Regions from separate parts of the Mus musculus genome. Here region 1 is linked to region 2. Evidence: chromatin loops called from intact Hi-C (ENCODE). Cell type or tissue: heart. All regions are shown on one strand. Links, peaks and the distances in the headings refer to the core of each region. The heading gives the core; the rest is flanking DNA.

Region 1 (8,336 bases), core at 119-8,118, 340 kb before region 2:
GAATTGTTCTGCCTACCTTACAATGACTACCTGTTGTAAGGACCCTCTTGGAATCATGTCTTATTCCAGGAGGTCATTGTGATGAACTTGCTATGCTTACGTTCTGCTCTTACAGCCCAAGCTGTTTTGCCCACCAAATCCCCTATTTGGAAACTTCCCTACCTTTGAGCTATAAAACCCTTTTGTTCCTCACATCTAATCCTGACCCCTCAAACCTGCCTCAGGGAAGACAGCCTGTACATACAAATAGAAATGTTTGCTTTAATTAACTGCTTGCCTTCATTCATTTGGCCATGAGAATTTGGGTCAGTTGTATTTCTTTTTCCATCTTGGGGATTCGGAACTGGTAAAAGAAAGGCCAAAGGAGCCTAGGGTTCCTCTCAAGGGATCCCTGAATACCAGATCCCCAACTGGCCTAGACAATACAAAAAGTAATTAATTTGCCCAGCTGCACATTATTAAACACTCAGCAGGAAAGTATAACCAAAGACTAGAGATTGGTCACCATCCAGGAGCTTATACTCCCCAGACATTAGATATAAGTCTACATGAGATGGTATTTAGACAAGTCTACCTCAATAATTATTTGAGTCTTTTTTTTTTTTAATGTTGCTCAGATATAGCACTTCAAAGGTTGGCTCACTGCAGCACCAGGCTCCAGCCAAAGGAGACAAATCCACCATTGTTTTAAACTAAAGCTTAACTGATGGTTAAATATCTCTTTTCTCTCCCTATCTAGAAGCCATATGGAAGGGCATACATTGCCTTCCAGCTGATCCAACAGCCACCAAAAGGAACCTTCTGGGCTCTGGAGAACAACCTGAGAGGATGAAGAAGCATGAGGAGCCCAATAGATGGGGGATCTTGCGAGTTCATAAAGAGATTTTAATGACTAATGGACGTTTAAACTCTCTATCTAGGCACAAGCCAAGGACTTGCAATCATGTATCTGATAGTTGGTGTCTTTTAGATAAGACCCTTTGGAGGGAGAGTCTCTTAAACTGCTGCATCTAACACCCCAAATTCAACTATAAGAAGTCAGGCCAATCAGCACCCCAATCTCATAATGACAGTTGGGCTTACGTCTTCGGAAGGAGAAGGAGTGATAAGAACAGGAGGTAAAAAACTGGCTAGGGAGTTTAGGGTAAAGAAAAATATCCACTTTCTTTCTTAACCAAAAGCTGGAAATGTCTCATCGGTCCCAAGGCAGCTTCACCCTTGCCAGAGGCAAAAGATACCAAAAAGCATTGGGCAGCTCTGATCTCTGATCTAGTTCCTAACCGTATTTTGAAGTTACTTCTTTGGGGAGGCAGAATGTTAAGGCAGCAATGAAAACCTGTTTAGAGAAATTTCTGGTGCTCAAGAGAAGATAAGCCCCTGGGTGCTGGCCTAATATTACAACGGGGCCAGGTCAATCTCCTGGTCAAAGGACCATGCCTAAAAGGTTGGCTCACCTTAAATCATGCAGATGAAATAGCCAGGCTCATTAATTCTTTGTCCTAAATCAACTACCACAGGTATTCCTTCCCTCTTGAACCTGCTTACTAGAAGAGGGGACAGAAAAAGAGAGCCCAGAACTTAGTGAGTTTAAAGAAAAGAATGTTTAAAAACAAGAAGGATTTATAAGAAATATTTAATATATTTCTGTGTTTTCTATTAAATACTATAAAACTTGCATTCCTGATAAGGAATTCAAATCTTTGTATCTTCCCATAAGTACCTTGAAAGACTTTTATACAAATATTTTAATCTCCCACACATGCAAAACCTTAGTTTACAGAAAAAGACCCCCTGCAACTTTCCAGGAACAACGATCCCTGCCCCCTTCCTCCTTCATTTCCGGTGTGACTGTTGACTAAGGGTTGGACCCCAGCCAATGGGAAGGACACAGTCACTATCTGGGTTAGAACAAAAGCCAAGTGTATTATTTGCCTTTCTCCGTGTGTTCGATCTTCCAAGCACACACTCTTGATTAAGAGTAAAGCTTGCCCTATCTACACACACACACACACACACACACACACACACACACAAATAGCTGTTCACCCCTTTTGTAACAAGTGTCAAGATCGGGAGTTCACATGAAGGAGGAGTGTTTGTTTATGAGAGTGTTTGTTTGCCGGACAGGATTTCACCTTGTAGCCTAAAATGGCTACTCACTCCTCCTGCCCCAGCTTCAAACCTGTTGAGATAACAGGCATTTGCCACCACATTTAGCTTGCAATGAGGGCTTTCATTAAAACAACACAATTTACTGGTGATAGATTTCCCTTGGTGAAATGAGCCAATTTAAGCCAGATTAGATTATATTAAAGGCAGGTTTACTGGAAAGCTGTTCTTCGATGGCCCCAAGGATTGAGGCCAGGAAAGTCACCATGAGGAGATGGCAGTGAGAGAAAGAATGGGAGAGTGCGCAGAGAGAGAATGGAGGGGGAGGAGGGAGAGGAGGAGGAAGGGAGTGGGAGAGAGAGAGAGAGAGAGAGAGAGAGAGAGAGAGAGAGAGAGAGAGAGAGAGAGAGAGAGAGAGAGGAGAGAGAGACCTCTGGGGAAAGGGCAGCCCAGCCCCAAGGCTGGAACGTTCAAGGTTGGGGGCGCAGGGAATGCCAGGAAGGGACTGAGGGATGCTGGAAGAACCTGGAAGCCAGGTCTGTTTTGATATATAAAATGTTCTCCGGCTCCAAAACTAAACAATTGGCATTATAGATGGTTTCCCTCTAAAGGATGGTATGAGGAGTTCCTAGCTGAAGATTACAAACCCAGGCGGTAGAGAAATGGATACTTCTTTGAAGTATTTAAACTGAGTTTTTAAGAGGGACTCGGGTCTCACCCAGGAAACAGGTATAGAGAAAAAAAAAAAAAAGAGGGGCTAAATGTTCAATCTGTCAACACCAGAACATCTGTGAACAACTTCAGACCAGAAATTGAGCCACTGGTATTTGATCACTGGCCTGAAGAAACCCCTTTGTCTGTGAGGGGCTATAAGCATATACCATGCACCTCCTAGCGTTCTTGAAAGCATTTCGTGAAGTCAGCGTGTTGCTTCCTAAGACAGACAGAAGATGGAGGACCGATACAATTCAAGGTTTCCGAAAGATTCTCATTAAGTGCTTGGCCTTGTACTCCGTTCTGTATGCCAAGATGGACGATGCTGACTGCCACCGGGGTTAAAGCCTCGACTTTATCTCCCGACCTTGACTCTGTCCTGACTCCGGCTACTTCCGTGTCAAGCTGTCCACCACAGTCAAAGCCCCCCAGGAGCTGGCATCCGACCGAGGCTGTTGGCAAGTGCATTTTCGACTGGCTGTTGAAGCTGGTGAGCCACAGAGTCATCTCGGGAGGAGAGTGAGGTGGCATTCGCAAACGCACAAATGAGTAATGTGAGCCTGCCGAGCCTTCTGCTCCTAAAAAACAGATTTCTGTGACAGAATTAGATAAAGACCTATTTCAAACTTGCATAACTCAGCATTATGCTATGCAAATCTTCATGCTTTTAATTTCCTGCTAAATTTCATGGTCCAAAAAAATCAACAGATGCTGAAGAAAATTATATTTATGTAAAAGAGCTTCTAATTCAATATGAAAATAATAAAAGAGTGAAGCTTTCTCGTGCAACTCAAAAAGAAGAATCTGGGCAGAATGTTGAAGTCCAAGAGCTTCCCCTAGGGTGTCCTGGCATAATACAGTGACCAGATGAAACCAATACAACCCTGTCTCACACACACACACACACACACACACACACACACACACACGTGTCCTCTCTCTCTCTCTCTCTCTCTCTTCTTCTTCTTCTTCTTCTTCTTCTTCTTCTTCTTCTTCTTCTTCTTCTTCTTCTTTTTCTTCTTCTTCTTCTTCTTCTTCCTGACACTTCTTCACAACTTTTTAATAGCATATTTTTCAAGTTATCTGAGTATTCTGGGGCCTTTTGAGGATATAGCTCCTAGTCTCTACTCATTCCAAAAATTAAGGAAAACAAAAAACAAACAAACAAACAAAAAACCAAACAAACAAAAAACCACACACGTGGGTGTGTGAGTGTATGGATTTGTATTTCAGAAACACGGGTAACTCTTTGTTAGCCAGACATCTTACACATTTGTGTCGTCAGGCTTAATGGTTCTGAATTTTAAAATGTGACCTTCTACCCCAAAATTTAGTAGCTTATAATAGCCACAATTATTCCTTTGCTACTAATGATATCAAACATTGATTGGCCTCAGCTAAGCAGTACTTAGCTCCGTGTCCCTGACTTGAATGTGTATTCTCCCAGTGGCCAGGCTGGAGTAAACTCCAAAGTGGTGCATGCTCACTTGGCGGAAGCTTACCCAGGGCTGGCTGACTGAAGCACCCAAGTCCTCCTTTATGTGGTCTTTCCATATCATTCCGGTTTCTCACAGGATTTATTATCTTGTGGCCCTATCACAGCAGCCTCAGTGTAATAATAAATTTGCAGGTGTCATTACACGGCATTACTTCTCCTGCCTGAACATTTTACAGAACAAACTCTGGTTCCACAGCACAGCAAGGTTGCCTCTTCTCCATAAGTCTTCACCCTACCCAAATCTTTCACACTACCCGAATCTTTCCTATCGGTAGAGGAAGCACAACTGAAGGTTTTATTGTTAGGGAAGTAATCTCACTGCTGTTTATAAAGTGCCTTCTCTCAGTTGACGCGGTCTCAATGGTAACCAGAGAAACTGACTCATGACTTCCGGCTTCTCCTCAAGGCAGGAACTGAGTGAGACATTTTTTCAAATTACTCAAGTCAGATCGGATTTCAAGGAGGCCTGTCACTCCTTGGGGTCATTTAAAAGGTGAGGGGCCATTATAGGCTTGAAAATTCCTGTGGTTTATAACCCTGTTTGGGATTTACCTTGAACTCTATAAATGTGAAAAATAACCCAAATAGGTTTCCAAGCAGACCACTTAGGTATAATTGTTAGGTACGTGGGAACTCTACTCACTGCTTTTGTCTAGGAAGTACTCCTTAAAAAGTTGATCCAAAAAAAAAAAAAAAAAATCACCATTCGTTCGTTTCACACTTCAGCTCTTTTAACTTTCAAACCCAGGACCAGAGTTGCAGGTGCCTTATTAACATATCAAAGAGAATCTGGCAAGGTTCCCCCAGCATCCCTCAGTCCCTACCAGTTACAGAGGATGGCCCGCTTACCCAGGCAGCCATGCTGACCTCTCCAGCCCAGTGGCTGGGCTGTCCTTCCCTCCCAGAGGCTCTTCCCTATATAATCCAGACATTTCAGTTTCTTGCCCCTTTTTGTACCTTTGGCCTCTGGGCTGCAGCATCCGGTTGCTCCGTGTCTCTCTTCCCCTCTTCCTCACCCTACAAGGTTCAGGATACCGACCACTCTGGGCTCTCCTGGTGTATTTCTGTCTCTGGCTATTCCTCTCTTTTATCCACAGTAAATATTGTCCTCCACCATACCTAGGAACAATCATGTCTTTTCCTTTCCCCCCTTTCCCCCCTTTCCCCCCCCCCCCACACCCCCCTTTAACTAGTGCGGAATAAAGCCGCAAAGTCCTAACCGTGTAAGCTGTAGTTTAACAGGGGTTGAGGGGAAAACCTGCAACAGGACACTGGCTTAGCATGTGTGAGGTCCTACATTAGGTCCCTAGCACTGCAAAACTAATAAATAGACAAAGTGATTTTTAAAAAGCAATGAAAGATTCCATTTCCATTGTAGAAGTTGGGCTTTGCTTTCTCCACACACTAAACTGGGCTGGAGGAAGCAGAAACTTGCATGTGGTCAGGTTGCAAGCCTACCCTGTTCTTTACCAAGGGCTCTGGAAGAATGTAGACAGATAAATGCTGTTCCTTTCTTGTTACAGAGATTAAAAAACCAAAGTCTTCTCTCAGATGCCTCCTCTTGATCTTACCCTTCTCCCCTCAGTAAAGGCAGGACGTGAGATGACTCAGTGACACTTCCTGTCAGTTCTGACAACCCAAGTTCTAAGAAGTGAGTCCTTAGACACACACACACACAAACACAATCATACACACACCTCAACCGATCAGTCAATCAATCAACACATCAATTTGATCAAAAAGACCTTTTTTTTTTAATGTCTAGAAGCAACCAGATGTGGAAGCACACACCTACAATCGCCACAGAAGAAAGGGAATGCCCTAAATTCCAGTCCAAAGAGAAAAAAGAAAAAAAAAATCAGGAAACAAAATGAACACATACTACACGCCACACACTGTACTAGAAGGCTTTGCTTGCTGGGTTTTGTTGCTGTCATTCTTCTTGTTTCTAGATTCGTTTCTGTCCTTTCTGCTCTGCTTTTTTTTTTTTTTTCCTCTTAAACCCATACCTCTTCATTTAGTCATTACTAGACACAGTTTAGATGCCACAGGCATGTCTTTAAGTTCTTGTTTCCTTTCATGAGGTAAGTTGTGAGGCTAGTGATCGATTATAGCGTCACCAATGTTTTGCCTCTGAAAAGAATCTCACATATTACTTGTTAGGGCTGCTGTCCTTGGTTCTCAAGTACAGTAGCTAGGTGTCCTTGCCAGACACAGAACACATATTATATTTCGGCTCCTAACAGCTTGGTGTGATATTGAATTTGCAAAAGATGGTAATGAAACGCTGAATAATTGTACTTGAACCTGTGTTAGACATCTCGTCACCAAATATCCACACAAAATGCCATTTGACCATGATCTGGAGATGCTGCTGACTGCAAGCATTTTACAAGCTAATTTTGGATGAATGTACTACTTTAGCAAATTTTCAGTTTCCAAAAATAGGAATCCTACCCAGAACAAAATGGCAATTTCCCCCAATGACATGAACGACGAGACTCATTTTGTTGAACTTATTTCAATAAACTGCATGTAATCACACGGCTTTGCATTCTGCTTTCCCCTTCTTATGCCCCCCATTTCCAACTCTGCCCTCACCCCCAATTTCCAAATTGTTTTTGGCATTTTTTACATGTTCCCTTTTTTTTATAATGATTGTTAATTTAGTCTTTTCCTCTCTTGCAGGAAAGTTGAGAAAGACTTTCGGATTAGAGTAAATCATCACTAGCTACCAAACGGCATTTCAATGGTGCTGTGACATATCTGGCCTTTAGACAATGCAATCACTCTAAAGAAATCTCCTTATCCAGAAGTCATAGTGAAAAGTGTTCAGAAAAAAAAAATCCGTTGCTGATTTTAAGGCTATAAATAAACCAAGACTGCACGTGACACACCAAGCATGGAGGTATATGCCAATCCCTGGACGGAAAAAAGTGAGGCAGGAGGATTTTAATATGGAGGCCAGTCTGAAACTTTATCTAAAAAAATAAAAATAAAAAATCTTAGAAATCATGGTTATTGGAAAAATCTATGACCACTAATTTGCTAAACCAGTACAATTCCCTTACTTTTATGCCTAAAAATATTCATCCCTTCAGATTAAATTGTGTATTCTTAGGCAATATACATTCTATTTGGTCAATTCACTATACATTGTATAAAATAAAGCCAGGTTTCTATAGGGGTTTTATATAAATCTGGTATACAAATATTTTCTAAACAAAAATGAACTTTTGTGTATGTGTGTACATATACTGTAAAGGCTTTTCATAGAAGGCTCATTTCAAATAAGAGGCTATTGCTTCAATTATTACTATAATAATAATAGTAAAAAGTAATTTAAATTTTTGTATTATTATCTTTGTATTTATTTTATATATTATATAATATTATTTTATATATACTTATGCTTATTGGCCATTGAATCTGTGGTTCATTGTCAATTCAAATTTTCCTTCTTCCCAGAATCCATGTCTCATATGATACTGACTCTGGTACAAGCATGAACAGCTGGTGTTCGGAATCATAAGATGTACCATTCCATTTGAGTGACATATGTTGAATCTAGTCAGTTAATAAAAATCCATGGGAAAACAGCAAATTTACAGTGGTATCTTAACTTGCAGATAACAATACAAGGGTTCATATAGTAAACTCAAAATAAATCCTTCCAGCCCTTTAGCTTGGACCTTATTTTTTGGAGTTCACACACAGCATGAAAATATCATCTAGTAGCTAATAGAATTTTTAAAGATGTCTCCAAAATGACCACGACTTTCTCAGAGGGACCTCATAAAAATCATCATCTTGGATGCTACAAGTTGGCCAACCAAGCACATTGAGCTGACTCTTGCTAAAGAATGCCTGCATCATCCACAGTCTATTTCTAGAGATTAGATTTGGTTTTTCTTCTTCTTCTTCTTCTTTTTTTGTTTTTTTTTTTGTTTGTTTGTTTTTTTTTTTGTTTTGTTTTTTTGTTTTTTTGAGACAGGGTTGAGATTAGGTTTCTATA
Region 2 (8,336 bases), core at 12-8,011:
AACTGTCTAGATGGTTGTCTAACATATCGTAGGTGTTTAGTGAATACATTTTTGGTTTTTTAAAGATCCATTTATTTATCTGTGTGTGTGTTTGTGTGTGTCTGTGTGCTCCTGCATGCCTGAAGAGCGCATCAGATCCCAGGACAGTTAGCTATGAGCCACCATGTGAGTGCTGGGAATTGAACTCAGGACCTTTGGAAGAGCAGACAGTGCTGTTAATGACCAAGTCATCTCCTCTAGCCATGTGAATAATTGGTTAGTGAATGGATTATTGCTTTTATATCTCACTCTCCCTGCTGTATAGGTAGGTGGTATTTAAGGCAAGTCCTTGTGTTCTAAGCAGTCAGCAAATAGCTCTGGTAGACTGGGTGATTCAGCTGCAAGAATGCAGTACCTTGTGCAGTATGCCATGAAATTTTCTCATCTAGTTTCTGTTTTATGGAAATATTTAAAGAAAGGTCATCATATACAGAGAATACATTTCATTGGGTCATATGGAATACTTATATACAAAATCATACATATCGTAAGCATAAAACTTGTAATTTCACAAAATAAAGCCACTCCTATGACTTCTCAGGGAGAAAACGTGTGAGCGATCATGAGCACGCGAGCACACACACAAATATTAAAGACTTCTTAGGAAAAATCAGTTAGACACAGATCTTAGATATGTCTACTTCTCGACTTCTGGTTTATTTAATAAAGACTGTAAGATATTTATCTTAAATGTGTCAAGATATGCTAAGATAATCTCTCATTGCCTTGTTAGCATCTTTTTTTAAAAAGTTGAAGCTTTTGTGTTCATGAGGATTTTTCTCACAGTGAAAAGGAGGCTCGCTAAGAAATCATTTCACTTTAACTTAAGGGTAAGGAACTGCATGCTCGCTAAGGAATCATTTCACACTAACTTAAGGGTAAGGAACTGCGCATGTGTGGGCGAGCTGTTGCTCCGCCTCTCCTCACCTCTCCCGCTCTATTTTCGGCACTTCTTTGCATAAGCAGATGACTCAGGCTTCTTGCCGCTTCCCAACTTTCCCTCCAATTATGACTCTGATGTCATGGGGAATTTCCCATGACCACTTAATGAGGAAGAAGGGGGCACTGCCGGATTTCAGAAGCTATCTTTCTGGGTTGGTCCTGAAAGTCAGAAGGAACCCTTATCATGAACAAGGGTTATGGTTAGTCACATAGGAGATAATTTGTGGTTTCCTGAGATAGGGACATTTACAGAGCGTGGCTAGTGAGTTGGTCGGTTTATCCAAGGCTTGGAAGATTGCTATCAAGATCATCTAAAAGCAAGGGGATAACCTTCTAAAAGGCTGTTTGAAGCTCCTACTGGTCTCCCAGAGGACATGTATACAGAAGGCTAAAGAAGGTGGCAGCTATGATGGTCTCTTGACTTGCTGTCAGTGAGTCTCTCTCCCAGCTTCCATATTCTGAACGGTTGTAGACTCAAGACTCTGACTCTCTCTCTCTCTCTCTCTCTCTCTCTCTCTCTCTCTCTCTCTCTCTCTCTTAAATTTTATTTATTTAATGTATGAGTGTTCTGCTGCATATATATCTACAGGCCAGAAGAGGTCATCAGATTCCCTTATAGGTGGTTGTGAGCCACCAAGTGGTTTCTGGGAATTGAACTCAGGACCTCTGGAAGAGCAGCCAATGCTCTTAACCACTGAGCCATCTCTTTAGCCCTAGACTCAAGACTCTTAGGCTGAAACTTAATCACCAGCATGGCGGCATTAGAGGTGGAACTCTCGGAATATGATTAGTTCAGGGAGGCATTGCCCTCACAGAATTAGTGGTATGACAACAGAGAGCCTCCCAACACTCAAGGTGACCAGCTGTATTATCTGTGAGCCAGGGAATATAGAATCTCATTAAGCTCAGAATCTCTTGCCTTCTTGAACTGTGAAAAGTATGTTTCTGCACCCATAAGCCATGTAGCTTGTGGCATTTTGTTACAGCAGTCTGAAGCTCCTGCTTCCTGACCTGCTTGAGTTCCAGTCTTGACTTCCTTTGGTGATCAACAGCAATGTGGGAAGTGTAAGCTGAATAAACCCTTTCCTCCCCAACTTGCTTCTTGGTCATGATGTTTTGTGCAGAAATAGAAACCCTGATGAAGACAGCCTGTCTTCTGAAGTGGTCAGATCAACAGCCAATATAGACTCTGGAAACCCAGACATGAGTATGGATGGGAGCAATTCCTCTCACCATTACCCTTAATATTTCACTTGGAGAGCGTTGTTTCCTTCTTGGAACACTCACCTTGTGGTCTGAAGTCCTTGTATAATGTGGAGAGTCTCCACCAGCAAACACGAGGCTGTTCATCCCCTTGATCAAGGGCAAACGATGGTGTGTCTGAGTATGCCAATGTGTTTGCCTTTTCTTAAGGAGAAATGGGAAGTGTTGCTACAAAATAAGAGCAGCACTATTTAAACTCATTATACTGGGAGCCCAATACACACAGTGAACAGGCAACTGCAGAACCAATGGAGATTCCTGGGGATGGAGGGCCAGGGTCAGGAATCCATGACTATTGGATTAGACCTGCCCAGATGTGGGCCTTTGGTGGGTTATTTTATTTTCGCTGTTTCCTTCCCTCTCTTGCTGCCTTATGCCCTGCTAACGACTGATAGTGCAGTTCAGGTTCCAAAAACGAATCTGATTGGCCTCCATCCCCATCAGGGTTGGGAGATGATGAAGCCATTTGCCTTGTATTTAGGACCTGTGTTTCTGGAGCTAAAAGAGGGACCAGAATGGCGGCTGAGGAACGACAGCTTAGCCTGAAATCGTTATTCTTAGCCATGTTCTCTGCATTGTCCTGTCGAGCTCTGTGGCCTGGGACGCTGACCTCCACTAGGGCCGCTGTTGCACTTGCTTTTGCTCATTCTCTGCCAGGAGACCCTGGCACGGGGCCAGAGAGCAGAGGAGAGCAAGGCTGGGTATTCTGATGCCCTCCTCTTCTGTCATCTTTGCCTTGCCATGGGGCAGGCAGTGTTACAGCTAGCATGGCACCCCAGAGGTCAGGACTTAGGCCTAAGCGATACCTCGGCACGTGTCACTTCTGTGCTAACAGTGCCCACAGCTGTGTAAGTTGTCCCTGTGTGGAATGCTCTTCAGCTAGGCACTTTGAGGGCTCCTTTCCAATACTTCATAGGTCAGCAGGTAAAGCTGCCGAGAGGAGGGTAGAGGTCAGTTACTGTGGGAATACGGAGAAGTCTGAACAGGCCAGAATAAAACGCATGTTCACATCCTGAAACCGTCCAAGGCAAAAACAATGATCATTATTGATTGGACTTCTTTTTTTTTTTCCATTATCAGTGAGAAAAATCTTATGACATTGGCTCATGGGCACCAAAGTTAAGGGATTTTCTAGGACGCAGTCGATCAGTGCTAAAACTGGAACAAACTGGAACTGCTACCTTAATCCGTAGCTATTATCAGGACCTTGTAGTCCTGCCCTGCTATTGCAGTGGAGGGACTATTTTAAGTAAAAGAATGCTGGTCTGGCACCAGATTCCTCCCCTATTCATCCACAGTCAATGGCTGATGTCATTTGTCGCAGCATTCTTTAAGTCCATCCTTGCAATCCGAGAGTCTCTTTTAGCATATGGGTCAGGTACCCACTATCAATCCATCCGTTAGAACACCCAGTGAGAGACTCTCTGACACTCTTGAATTAGAACTTTGGTCTCAAAGTCAGAAACTGAATTGGACCAAGTGAACCTTCCAGAACCTCTCTTGCTCCTACAGCCTTGGCCATTGCTGACATATTTGTGGCTAGCCTTCCGGGTTCCCTTGGGCTTGAATAAGCCCCAGATTTGCGTGCTCTGTCTCCTGCTGTAAGAGTGCCAAAGACTGGCCATGTGTCAGAAGAAATACAGCACACACCCCTGCAACATGAACAATCTGCCGGGTACTCTTCTCTTGGCTCTTTGTACATTTTTTGTTCTTGTTAGATGTATTTTCTATTTTCTACAGACACAGCCCTGACTTTATTAAGCCCTTGAAGACAGGGAAATCTTTGGCCCGAATGACTAACCCAGTAGCATGGGAGCGAGATAGTACAGGGCACAACCGTATGCGCGCGCGCGGTTTGAATGCAGGCTCGCTTCATCTCTGTAATGTAATTATTTTCTACCTGCTTCAATGACTTAGCGGAAATCAGGAACTTAGCAAACAGCAGATACTTAGTTCTGGCTTTGTTTGCTGCACATCAGTCCCGGTGTGGTGAATATAAGTGCGAAGGGGGAAGATCTCTATCCCAGACCCCAATCCCTTTATTCTTTTCCGCCAGACTCCATTGCCTAGGCAAAAGCTCCTTCCTTGCGCCCATGGCAATCTAGGTTCGCCTCCTGAAGGAGTGAAGTCCGGGAGCGCCCTCTAGAGGACAGCGGGGCTCAAAACCTCTGCTACATTACCGCTCACAAGATCTGTGCTGTGGTTTTATTTGTCCCTCCAAAGGTTGGTCCCTCCTCTTGTGTTCTGTTTGTCCTTCGAGATCTATTTCCATTTCTTTCTGCTTTGTTCTGGACCCCAGGCTGATGACCTTCCTTTGCCACCACCACTTAGCTTGATTTTAACCAGTAAAAGTCACCCGAGATGCATCGTTGAGATACTGTTTCTCTCAACTCCTCCAAGCCGGGCTGTTAGGGGTAGGTGGGCAGTGCTCCTCTACCCAACCCCACAGCTGCTCCCATGCAAACCCGCATGTTCTACCATGCCCAGCTCCTTGGTGTCAGCTCCCTGGACACAGAAATGACTTCCTGATGAGGCTAGCTAGCCTCGCGGTGGAAGTTCTGTCTTCAGCCTTGTGTCCCTTAGTCCTGGCTGTGCCCTTCTTTGTAAATAGCCCATGGGTCATGCTCTTCCCACTAGCCAGTCTGAGTATGCTTTATTTTCTGGTTCCTGTTGGGTTCTACTGATACTGTATGCAAAATCTTTGACCTAAGTCTTTTCTCTCTCCTACCTCCCCAATACCCTGTGAGCAATAAACCAATTACTGAAGTTTGCACAATGTAAGCATACTGTGTATATCTTAGGATTCTCTCCAGAATGCCTCCAGCAGGCAGGCCCTACTGTCTCTTGTTCAATTCCTACATAACCTACTTTCCCTCTACCTAGCTCCAATTCACTCTCTATTTAAAGCCTTCCACTAAAATGCTGCTTCTAACCAGGTCTTCCTAAACTTTGGTACACGTTTGTTGTTGTTGTTGTTTTGTTTTGTTTTCCTTATGTGCTTGGCATCTATGCAATTTCTATCCTATGAAGTAGCTGTCATATATTTGTCTGTCTTCACCTTTTCTTTAGTGTCTAGGAAGATCTTGGGTAGTTTAATTACATTCTGTGACTAGATTAATTAATAATGCCTAATTCAACCCACACACATCTCCTGAACCGTGGGGATTTCTTCACACGTGTTCTGCTCAGTGCTTTTGTTATATGATTGTGGGAAGGGATGTTGTCCCCTCCAACGTGAGGGGGCACACCCAGTTGCACCTGTCACTGGCAACCACCTCGTCACTAAGGAGACCGCTAGTGTGGAAAGAAAACTAGAGAGGAGGGAGGGCAGACTACAGAAGATCGTGGAAAGCAGAGTTGTGCCCTTGATCAAACTATGTCCAGCTGTCTTACAAGATGGTCTGTCTGGGATGGGACTTTTGTTTATAACCAAGTAAATATGTAACACTGGTGGTTAATTACTGTGGTGGCTTGAATGAAATTGACCCCCATAGGGTCATGGGAACTGGTACTGAGTCTCAAATACTCAAGCCAGGCTCAGCGTGTCCTTCTTCCTGTGGCCTGCCAATCCACATATAGAGAACTTCCAGCTACCTCTCCATCACCATGTTTGTCTGCATGCTACCCATTCTTCTTGCCATGAATAATAATGGATAATGATAATGGACTAAACCTCTAAACTGTAAGCCAGCCCCACTGAAATATTTTCCTTTATGAGAGTTGTTGTGGTATCTCTTCACAGCAATGGAACCCCTAAGACAATGATGAGACATATGCAACACACAATTACCAAAATGGCTGAGAATGCAGGTCACTTGGCTGCCTATTTGCCTGGAATGTTTGAAGCTCTTGGAAAGTGAAGTCCTACAAAGCTCTTATTCCAGCACTTGGGACATTGAGGTAGGAGAATCATGGGTTCAGGGTCATTCTTAGCTGCTTAAGGTGTTCAAAGCTTGCCTGGGATGCATAAGACCCCATTTGAAGAAAAAGCCAACTCAATTACTGAATTATTTTCTTCCTCTTTTCAAGCTCAGGTAACGGAGCACTAGATGAAATCTTGCCTGGGTAAGGAATAGGACCCAAGCTTCATGTGTGGTTTTGCTGATGGTAAGATATCCTCCAGTTCCCTGTAATCTTCTTTAAAAATGCTTTTGTCTGTAATTAAAATATTCATCTCAGCACACCCTACATGTACACACCCCATGCCACAACTGAAGGTCAGTCTGATGGGTTGGCACAGCTGTCTCCAGTGCCATGTTGACGACGACTTCTTCTTCTTCTTCTTCTTCTTCTTCTTCTTCTTCTTCTTCTTCTTCTTCTTCTTCTTCTTCTTCTTCTTCCTCCTCCTCCTCCTCCTCCTCCTCCTCCTCCTCCTCCTCCTCCTCCTTCTCCTTCTCTCCTCTCCCTCTCCTCCTCCTCCTTCTTTTTAATTTTATGTTCATTGATGTTTGCCCACATGTATGTGTGAAAGCATCAAATCCTTTGGAACTGGAGTCACAAATGTGAGCTGATGTGTAGGTGCTAGGAACTGAACCTGGGTCCTCTGAAAGAGCAGCAGGTGCTTGTAACCACTAGACCATCTCTCTAACCCAGCCCCACCCACAGGTCTGGTTCTTCTAATGTATCAACCATGAAGAAGGTGTTTCTGTAGCTCCAGCTGGAGGCTGGGCTCAACCACAGGTAGGTTTCCCAGGCACCTACAGACTTGAAACAGTTCTGTGTGCAGAAAGCTCAACATGACCTTGTGCTTTGCTGGAGTGTCTTCAAACTCAAATGCCTTCAGATCCCACAAAGTCTGCTCGCTTTTGTAGTCATAGTTCTTGAGGTTTCTCAAACCACTTTTCACAAATCAGAGACTATTAAGAGAACTAAGTTTGAAGTGTGTACAAAAGCCTCTTTGTAACACATGCTGTCATCTATAACCTTCTACTTGCCGGTCCTTAACACCCACCTCTCCAAATTGCCACAGGCTTCTGTTTCATAGGTTTGACTATCTTATATCCACTGGCAATGGCACACAATAAAACAAGCATACACATTAAAAACAATTCATCTTTATGCGTTCTCAGACACCTGTAATCATCTCATCAGATGAAGCTTTCTCCTCTCCCTGGACTCTGGTCACAACAGGGAGCAATCGATTTGTTGCTTCTTGCTTGGAAACCTTGTGTGGTGTGTCATCTCTTTCCCTCAGACCTGCAGAACAGGCCACCTATTGTCTCAGCAGACACCAAGAAAAAAAAAAAAGGCAGGAAGAGTCCCTGGTGTGCAAATGTGCCTTGCAGCTGGTGGCATTCTATACCAAAGCCACAGTCCCTGCACAGATGTCCCTTGGAGAGCTGGAAGCATATTGATGTATTTGACTGATTTCATCAGTCCCTCTGTTGAACTGTGGATGCTGAAAGCCAGGGTCTGAGTCAGGGGGTGGGGAAAATAAATCTGAAGGTACAAGCATGGTTTATGAAGCTTCATAAAGTTCAACTGACTTTAGGAAGCAACTAATTCCTACCCGGTTCCTGTTTCGGCGTGGAAGGACTTCTTCCTAGGAGCTAACATGACCTCTCACTTTGCTTTCTGTCCTGTCTCCCGTGTGATAAGCCGTTGGGGAGTTTGGAAGAAGGAGCCATGTATACTCAACTCAACCAGGTATACCTGTTTCTGTCTTCAGAGAGGAGGTACCTGGTTTGCTCTCCTCGCTGTAGGGTAACTTCTATCTTGCTTGTGGTCAGGGACTGGATTCAGGAGAAAGAGATATTTTTTTAACATTTTTTATTACATATTTTCCTCAATTACATTTCTAATGCTATCCCAAAAGTCCCCCATACCCTCCCCCCAACTTCTCTACTCACCCATTCCCATTTTTTTGGCCCTGGCGTTCCCCTGTACTGGGGCATATACAGTTTGCGTTTCCAATGGGCCTCTCCTTCCAGTGATGGCCGACTCAGAATCTACTAGCAAGCCTGTTTGGTAGTAAGTAAAGCCAAGTTGGTTATTATTATAGAATTACTACCAAAGCAGACCCCATGATGTGTGTGCCTCAAAAGTACTCAATATATTGGTTGGGGAAAAAACATCTACTGAAACTCATGGGC

The links. A loop is a pair of places that touch in the nucleus more often than their neighbours do. Peaks named below come from ENCODE experiments on the same cell type or tissue, not always from the same donor. Only the 100,000 strongest peaks of a DNase experiment are listed, where the experiment ranks them.
Region 1: a loop joins it to region 2, with 2.2 times the contacts of the local background. A loop is called at or near these places in 2 of 42 quality-filtered maps.

What each region holds. Positions count from the first base shown.
Region 1 is chr10:98,739,702-98,748,037 of GRCm38, forward strand. No RefSeq gene overlaps it. Among named protein-coding and RNA genes, the nearest start is that of Gm40750, 63 kb to the right of the region's middle. In heart, for the core only: no CTCF peak of the experiment used is centred there; a DNase peak (open chromatin) is centred at 4,700.
Region 2 is chr10:99,080,723-99,089,058 of GRCm38, forward strand. It overlaps the pseudogene Gm51755. Among named protein-coding and RNA genes, the nearest start is that of Poc1b, 22 kb to the right of the region's middle. In heart, for the core only: a CTCF peak has its summit at 4,390 (motif pointing left); a DNase peak (open chromatin) is centred at 4,379.